2 separate regions of the Homo sapiens genome follow, and region 2 is linked to region 1. A link is a contact called in ENCODE Hi-C data. All regions are on one chromosome and are shown on one strand. The core of a region is the stretch at or near the end of the contact, and the rest is flanking DNA. Distances in the headings are between cores, read along the strand shown.

Region 1 (4,160 bases), core at 528-3,027:
TGACATTTGTGCCAGTAAGGGAAAGACCCACTGCGCCTTTACAAACAGGTTTCTTTTTGGTTGTCTTAACGGATGGCGCCTAGCTGAACGTCTTGGCAGTTTTCCTTAAGTAAGCGTCTCCAATTGATGATGATGGGAATGAGCTTAACACACAAGCCAGTATTACATAGGATTTTCTGCCAAAGACATTGAATGCACCAATTCTGAAGGGAATCATCATAAGGGACAGCGGGCTGATCTTACAAAACATCAGCATGCTTATGCAAGACCCCAACAGCAACAAAAATGACAAAGAATTAGGTGAAAAGGAAGGCAAAAGCTTGGGAAGAAACATGAAAATGTCCGTGTGAAGACATGTGTAAAAAAACAATGGAAGTGCAAAACTGATTTTAGTATTATATTTTGTTGGCAATAAATTCCATCCCGTTGTTTGAATGCATTTTGATCCTACGCTGCAGTGTCCATGTGCTAATAATTTAAATAATTACTGTTAACGTTATAGTAAACTCTAACTTCTAAAAGGGCAGTTAGTCCAGATTTTCTCCAGTAGTCAAGCACTGTATCTGTGAATGACTTAAGAATCTTTTCATGGCAGGTTCCCTTTGGCGGCCCCCTCCTCCCTAGCTTTCTAAACTTCTCACTTGCAAAGCAGCAAGCAGGTTTGTATTCATTCTTTTCAGCTTGCTTGGATTTTATCTGACTGCAGAGAACCGTGACTGGACAAAGATTGTGGTTTGGGGCGGTGACTGCTGTGACGGCACCCTTTGCTCCCATTGTGTGCTTTACAAGGGACTCGCTCTGCCAGAGCTCCTTTCTCCTTCCCCCGGTCTAAACCAGAGAGCTCCGAGGGCTGTCTGGCGCAGGACCAAGAGGCGGAGTTCAGCACCGCGGCCAGCAGGGGGCGTACTTGCCAGATAAGAACAGGTTTCTCGGTGCCAGAGTAACTCACATCACGCACGTTCTCTGCCGGGCTGTCCTTTTTAGTCAATTTGGCTCAAGATTAGACTCCAGAAGCATTTTATTTTGCCCTCTAAGGTCCCGGCCCACACCTGTATGACTGTCTGTCCACGCTGCTGTTTGCAGTTTCTTTTTGTTGTTAACAGTAGGCTCTGCTTTGCCATCCCTGCCGTCTGGTCACCTTTTACTTAGAAATTGGAGAGTGGTTTTCTTTCCCTCTCCCTGTATCACAGGTCAAGTTGAAGGGTACGGTCACCTGCAGGGAACAGGACCAAGTGTGTTCATTGAGCATTTTGCTGTTTTACATGACCTCGCCATAAAGGAGTGTCTCTACGAGAAAGGAAAAACCTGTTTCATAACGCAGTGCAGAGCTTTGTTTTCTCTCGTCAGGGTGACAGCCCTTTGGTTCCTGCCAGTGGGTATGCGACAGGAAGGTGGGGAAACTGGATCATGAAAATTCCACGGCTGGCAATTGCTCATTCTTTAGCCTTCTAGCCAGAGGATAGTGTCTGGTTCCCAGGGTGGCTCAGTACAGTATTTAATTCAGAGAGCCCAAACCTATGCCATTAGCATTTTATTCTTTAAAAAAAAAAAAAGAGGATGACCCTTGGTAATTTATAAGCAGCTTCAGCATAGTCTGGCACGAGGGGGTGATTGAGGAAGCGTTTTGTTTTTTGAAACTTGGATTCAGTGAACTTGTTGACTGGACTTTGCTGGGTAATGTTTTTCCCCGACAGCGAGCCATCTGCACAGGAAAAGTTCACAGTGCAACCCCGGGGCTTGTTACCACAATGTGGTGCTTTATGACTGGGAGCCTTTTCTTGAACGCCTGAGCCACTAGGTTCCTGTGCTCTCTGCCCCAGGTTGGATTACAAGTTGCCCCAGTGCTGGAGCAATTCCCACTCTGGCTGGGGCGGACACGGGAGCAGAAACCCCACAGCAGGTGCTGATGCTTCGGATATCTTTTTCTGTAGGCCCCTAAGCCCTCTTCCCCCACTCGCTCACAGTTCCCAACCCTTGCCGCCCTGGGCCCCATTCTTGGATTAGTTCTCAGGCAGCTGAAAATACTGATGTGCTACTTCCTGTTGAGAGAGAGAGAGAAGAGAGAGTGCACCCGTGCAACTGCAACAGGTACCCCCCAGGGAGGAATGTGAAATCACTGAGCTCAAATCTTAGATGGCTTTCAGAAGTCTGTGTAGAGTGAGTTTACTTTCGTTTGTTTTTAGCAGAAGCCCATTATTTAATGGCAGCAGGTTTGTTTTCAAGTCCCTTGGAAGTAACTTGGTGGTATTTCAGGTATATACGGATATAGAATCCAAACTCTGGTATTTATTGGTTCTTACTTTGCTCACATCAATTGGTCTGTTTAAGCCAGTCATGTGCACAATAGGGTTCCAACATTAATTTTTTTTCAGAAACTGAGATTTACTTGCTGTCCTCTTTTTCTACTATTAGAATCATTAATACCTGCCCGCCCCCACCCCCACACACACACTTTTTCATTTTAAAAGTCATCTCTAGGAGCTGTCTTTCCCAGAGCCTCATTGTTCATGAATTATATTGTGAATCCATTTGGACACCGACCAGGAAGTTGCTATAATTGCTCACATGCAAGTAAAAGCTTTCTCTGTGTATTAATTAGTTGATACAAGGGATTAAGATGATTACATGAAAGGCATTGCTACTTCCCTCTGAATAGTTAGACCAAGGTGGGTGCCAAGGCATCATTTGATCCCATTTGCTCAGCATGTTCCCTTGATAAAGGCACAGAATTTGAACAGTGAGGTTTCCGGAGGCAGCAGAACGTGGGAATCATTTGGATTCACTGTGTCTGTTGATGTGAAATGTGGGATATTAATCAAGGCTAATTACATGCAATGGGTTTGGAACCAACTGAAGGCCAGTTCAGGGCATGGTTCTCTATGTAATTACGGACTTTAAGGTACCAGGGTAATTACTGGAAATTAGAGGCCCTTCCTTTATGGGTCTTGCCTCTCAAAATGTGAAAACAGTTTCTTTCACCATTAGGAGGTAGGTCTCTCCTCAGAGTTTGGTGTTAAACAGATACAGCCAGCTTTTAAGTAGGTCTTGGTCATGCTATGTCAGCTTTCTAGAGTTAGGGCAGTAATCCAGATAATTCTGGCCTACTTTTTTTTCCCTGTCAGTGATCTTCTGATATTTTAATTCAAAATAAAAAGTGGTGTACACTTGCTTAGGAAGTGGAATTTTAATAGTTCACTGTCCTTTTGTAGAAGATCATTTCCTCTTGTGTTGTTTGTTTGCTTTTTTTTTTTTTTTTTTGGTCTCCCAGGCTGGAGTGGCATGGTGCAATCTTGGCTAACTGCAGCCTCCCCCTCCCAGGTTCAAGTGATTCTCCTGCCTCAGCCTCCCAAGTAGCTGGGATTACAGGCACATGCCACCATGCCTGGCTAATTTTTTTGTATTTTTAGTAGAGATGGGGTTTTACCATGTTGGCCAGGCTGGTCATGAACTCCTGACCTAGGTGATCCTTCCACCTCAGCCTCCCAAAGAGCTGGGAATATATATATATATATATATATATATATATATATATAAATATATATATACACACATATATATATAAATATATATACACACATATATAAATATATATACACATATATATAAATATATATACACATATATATAAATATATATACACACACATATATAAATATATATATACACACATATACATAAATATATATATATATACACACATATACATAAAAATATATATATATATACACGTATATATATTTTAAGGGTAGTCTGCAGTCCTTTCTATTAATACATTTAATATCTTTTTACTTGGAAATTTGAGTTGCTTCACAATGTATGAGTGTTTGGAGATGCTACTTTTTTTGAGGAAGCCCCTTCCTAGAGGGCTGGGAAAGCCACCATTGTGAGACTCTTGTGGGAAGGTGAACATTCACCCCCAATACAGAAAGCCCCAAAACCCAGATTCTTGTTTCCTGGATCTCTGGTAGCATATGTCTTTATGCTCATCTGGGGGTTAATATGCTAAGTATAGATTTAACTATGCGTATCTTTGCTTACAGGCATGTGTTTATTAAAAGCTCAGGAAAAGGACTTGGCCACTAAGGTCAACAGAACCAAGGTGGGAGGAACTAGTGATTTTTATAAGTCATATATTTAGCTGTCCTGACATTGTTCTTTTT
Region 2 (4,160 bases), core at 1,005-3,504, 310 kb after region 1:
AAAGTGACTAAATATTCAAAGGCTATGAGGTAGAAAGAGCATGTCAAGTAAGCAAATATGAAAGGAAAAAAAAAAAAGATAGTGAATTAGAGGGTGAGTGGCATGAGTTGAGTCTGGAGAAGTAGGTGAGGCCAGACAAGGAAGGGTCTCTTGATCATGCTGAAGATTTTGTGAATGAGGACATAGCAGTTGTTCCTGTGACATCAGCAGAATCTGGAAAGAGAGACGTTTATTTGCATGCTTCCACTATTAATGCTGGCCAGTGTGGTTAATTGTAGGAACAAAGAGGACACATGGACCCCAAATTAGGAAAGATGAGCTGGTAGAACTAGTGTTGGACCTTGGGGATGGGTGAGGAGGAGGGACTGCAGATGACCCCACAGTTTTATTGCTGGGTGCTCAGATGGCTAGCAGTGCCCCTGACCAGAGTAGACAAGTTGAAATGGGGCAAGGGTTTGAGGGAGAGGACACTGGGCTCAGTGTTGTCATAATTAGTTTTAGATCTTGGCAGATCACCAAGGAGAGTTATTTTGTAGACAGCACGAAATATGTCATTAGAAAGAGGATGAGGGGTCAAGAACTGAGATATTGATCTGAGAGCATCTGTGGTCAGGAAGGAGTAGTTATGTTGCTTTTCAGTAAGCAGGGCAGTGTGACAATATAGAATTTATTAGACCAGGTCAGCTGGGTTCCTGGATTTTCATTAATAGTGCTTAGCTGCATCAGCATGGGGCAGAAGAAGTATGGACAACGATGCTTGCAAGGGAAGGGGGAAGCCAAAGGAAGAGGGAGTTAAAGAGCATGAGAAACACACACAAGCCTACTGCCCACTACCAGGGTCAGCTTTAGAAAACCACTAAGTAATCCAGGGCAATTGTTTAATGGGAAAATCAGGTTCACATGGACGTTTAGGAAAGCCTCAGCCAGTTAAAGGAAGAATGGCATTTATCAAAATAGGACAGCACACGGGCTGAAAAGTGCATGCAGATGGAAAGAATGGGCTGATAATCAGACTTTGAGCCCTGCTAACATGCTAATTGTATATGATGTGTGTGTGTGTGTGTGTGTGTGTGTGTGTGTGTGTGTGTGTGTGTGTGAGAGAGAGAGAGAGAGAGAGAGACATTCGTGGTAAGCAGCTTTTCCTTCTTAGTTCCTTTTTGTTATGACCTTTGTGAGCTTGGTGATCTTGGTCAAGTCCCTTAATCTTTCTGTATTGAAGCATCCTTAGCTTTAAATTAGAGGGGAAAAAATGGTGTCTTATTAGGTGGCTGTGTGCTTTCAGTGAGCCAATGTATGAGAAAGTGACTAGCAGAGTGTCTGACACATTTTATTACTCTGAGTTCCAGCAGGTCACCAAGCGGGTGAAGATCTTTGCCTGTTTTCTGCTCCTACTGATCACTGCTTTTGGAACCTTTATACTACTTTACAGGGCCCTCCTCACTTAGAAGGAAATCAGATACCATCTGCTTGACAACCTCATAGATCTATTTCCATAAAAGAGATTATTGCTACAATTTTTGAATTCATGAAGATTTCATCGATGCAGCAATGAGCATCAGTGTCCTTGATAACTCTTTCATCTCTAGGTTACACAGAATAAGACTGCACCTGTAAACTCATTGTAATTTGCAGAGCTGTACATACCTTTGAAAAATGATTTGTAATTCTCATGGCTAGCTCTCAAAGTATTTTTTAAATGACTCTGAGCTGAGCAAGGACAAGCCAACCATGTAAGGTTTTAAAAAGGTACCTGACAGACACAGATATCACACATCTGTTTTGATAGTCACTAGAACACTAGGAAGAGGTCTAATTCCACTGATCACAAATATATTTCACAGGACTTATACTTGAATTTTTTTCATGTCTCTCATGTAGTCTATGGAAATATATTGCTTTTGAAATTTTGATTTCCTTGATAAAAAAAAGTAAGTAAAAAGAGACCCTAGATCTCTTAAAAAAAAAAAAAAAACTAGCATGGATTCCAAAAGCACTTATAAGCATAATAACAATCCAAACAGAGATAATGTTATAAGGATTGCTACAAATGGATGCTTGCTTATTTCTGACTACAGTCAAAAGATGCCAACTAATAATCCCCAAATGGCCTTGCCAGAACAAGTTTATTTTTATTCTGGGAACGTTTAGAGTTTCTACATCAGGCTGCGGCAAAATACGCTTTATTTTTTTGAACTTGAGATCAGGGCAAAACCATATGCAAATGACAAAACCCACATCCTTGAATGATCAGAATACACGTAGCATTTAGGTAGGAGCTACTGGAGTTCTTTAAGAGGCTGAAAAATTAGGTACTTGGGATTTTGTTGTGTCAGGGAGGAGGGTCAGGATAGAGGGTGGGGGTGAAAAGAAAGTCTGAAACTTCACCTACCTACAAATCATTATCCTTGAACTGGCTGAAGGCAAAACTGGCTTGTTTACCTGCTTCTCTTTTAGGGAAACCCCAGGCTGCAGATTTTTAGCTCTACCTTGTCTTTGAGCTGGTTCCCGTCAGCATTTCACTCTGAGTGTTCTCTTAAGTAAAAATGTTCTAAGGCTGATGAAGATTAGCAATAATTAATTGTCACTTTTAAAACAAACACAGTTTTGACCTTGAGTATTGTATGCATTCTCAGCAATAAAATCTAACAGTCTGACCTGAAAAGCATGGGCTCGCTGTGGTGTCTCACTCTCGAAGTGATAACTTCAAATTCACTGATAATTAACAGTAATAGCCATCACAACAAAATCATCTAAAACACCCACATGAAAACTTCTTTAGTATTAGTTTATAGGTCTACTAATTAAAAGTCATTTTTGTTTCTAAAGATTCCTTTGACTAGCTCTATTCTTCCATTGTCTTCTTTTGAAATGTGTTTTCTTGTTGCTAGCTAAGTGACATTATTTAAACCATCTGATGTTAGCATGATTTGCTCTGAGGGTGTTAACCTAATATTAAGAAATTTAAATTTAGTTTTAATATCTCAGTGGCATTATGCTTTGTTAAAATTGCATTTCTGGAAAAACTCACTCATCTGTAACAGTTTAAACATGAACCCTTTACCCATATACTATATTAGCTGAGTAAAAAATGAATTTTTAGTGTTTTTCTTTTCAATACATCTTGTGAAATCATAAGAGAATTCTGCAATTTATACAGGGAAATTTGGCTGCCATTTGCTTGGACTGTGACATATGACTATAATTTGTAACTTTCCTTCCAACACTTGGTTATTTGTTATCTGAATATCTGAGTTTCAGAAGTATGAATTAGTGTATGAACAATGGAAAAAAAAGGTATGCTGTAATTCTCAGGGGCATGGTGTGTTACTGTCCTTAGAAATATGACTTGGGAAACACATTTAAATATAGAATTTATATTCTGCTTCTATTAGTGATTTACATGACTCTGTGACTTGCATCTTCATTTAGGTTTTTTTTTTTTTTTTTTTTTGAGACAGTGTCTCACTCTGTCACACAGGCTGGAGTGCGGTGGTGTGCCATCTCAGCTCACTGCAATCTCCACCTCCCAGGTTCAAGTGATTCTCCTGCCTCAGCCTCCCAAGTAGCTGCCTGCCACCATGCCTCGCTAATTTTTGTATTTTTTGTGGAGACAGGGTTTCACCATGTTGGCCAGGCTGGTCTCAAGCTCCTGATCTCAAGTGATCTGCCCACCTTGGCCTCCCAAAGTGTTGGGATTATAGGCGTGAGTCTTTAGTTTTGCATCTTTTTATTTGTATGTTTTTCATTCTGTTTTGTGTTTGGGGTTATGCGTGTCTTTGGCCTTTTCCAGTTGTCTTTGAAATTTTATCAAGATCACGACTTTATCCTCTGGGTGCATTTTGAAGAAAAATTTATGAAGAGCATATAGGTATTGCAGAGTAAGGCATTTATTTCTTTAACAAATATTTGTGAAGCAACAAAGCGACTACTATGTGTCAGTTACTGTGTCAGACACCAGGGACACAGATTTAAACAAGGCAGATGTGGTTCCTTTCTCAGGGAGCAAATAGTTTAGTGGGGGATATAGAGGAGCAGACAGGCAATTCCAAACACCACAAGGTAAGCGATAGGATGGAAGAGTTGAGACATATAGAAGAAGTACCTGCCCCAGAATTGTTGGGTCAGGGATGGCTTCCTGGAGGAAGTGACCCTAATGTGAG

What was found. A loop is a pair of places that touch in the nucleus more often than their neighbours do. Pooled maps may share reads with other maps.
Region 2: a loop to region 1 is called in a pooled map, with 13 times the contacts of the local background. The contact joins two enhancer-like sites. A Hi-C loop is called at or near these places in 4 of 168 maps with a recorded cell type or tissue (aorta, ascending aorta and chondrocyte), 9 of 37 single-sample maps with no recorded cell type and 16 of 50 pooled maps.

Annotation. Positions count from the first base shown.
Region 1 is chr5:107,568,933-107,573,092 of GRCh38, reverse strand. The region is part of intron 1 of EFNA5 (ephrin A5); the gene reads left to right. Among named protein-coding and RNA genes, the nearest start is that of EFNA5, 100 kb to the left of the region's middle. RefSeq lists enhancers at 751-1,045, 1,056-1,205, 1,776-2,055, 1,666-2,377. Within about 2 kb of position 1,777, at least 30 of the 41 ENCODE cell types and tissues checked have a DNase peak (open chromatin) inside an H3K27ac peak, as active enhancers do.
Region 2 is chr5:107,261,890-107,266,049 of GRCh38, reverse strand. No RefSeq gene overlaps it. Among named protein-coding and RNA genes, the nearest start is that of LINC01950, 250 kb to the right of the region's middle. Within about 2 kb of position 2,254, at least 2 of the 41 ENCODE cell types and tissues checked have a DNase peak (open chromatin) inside an H3K27ac peak, as active enhancers do.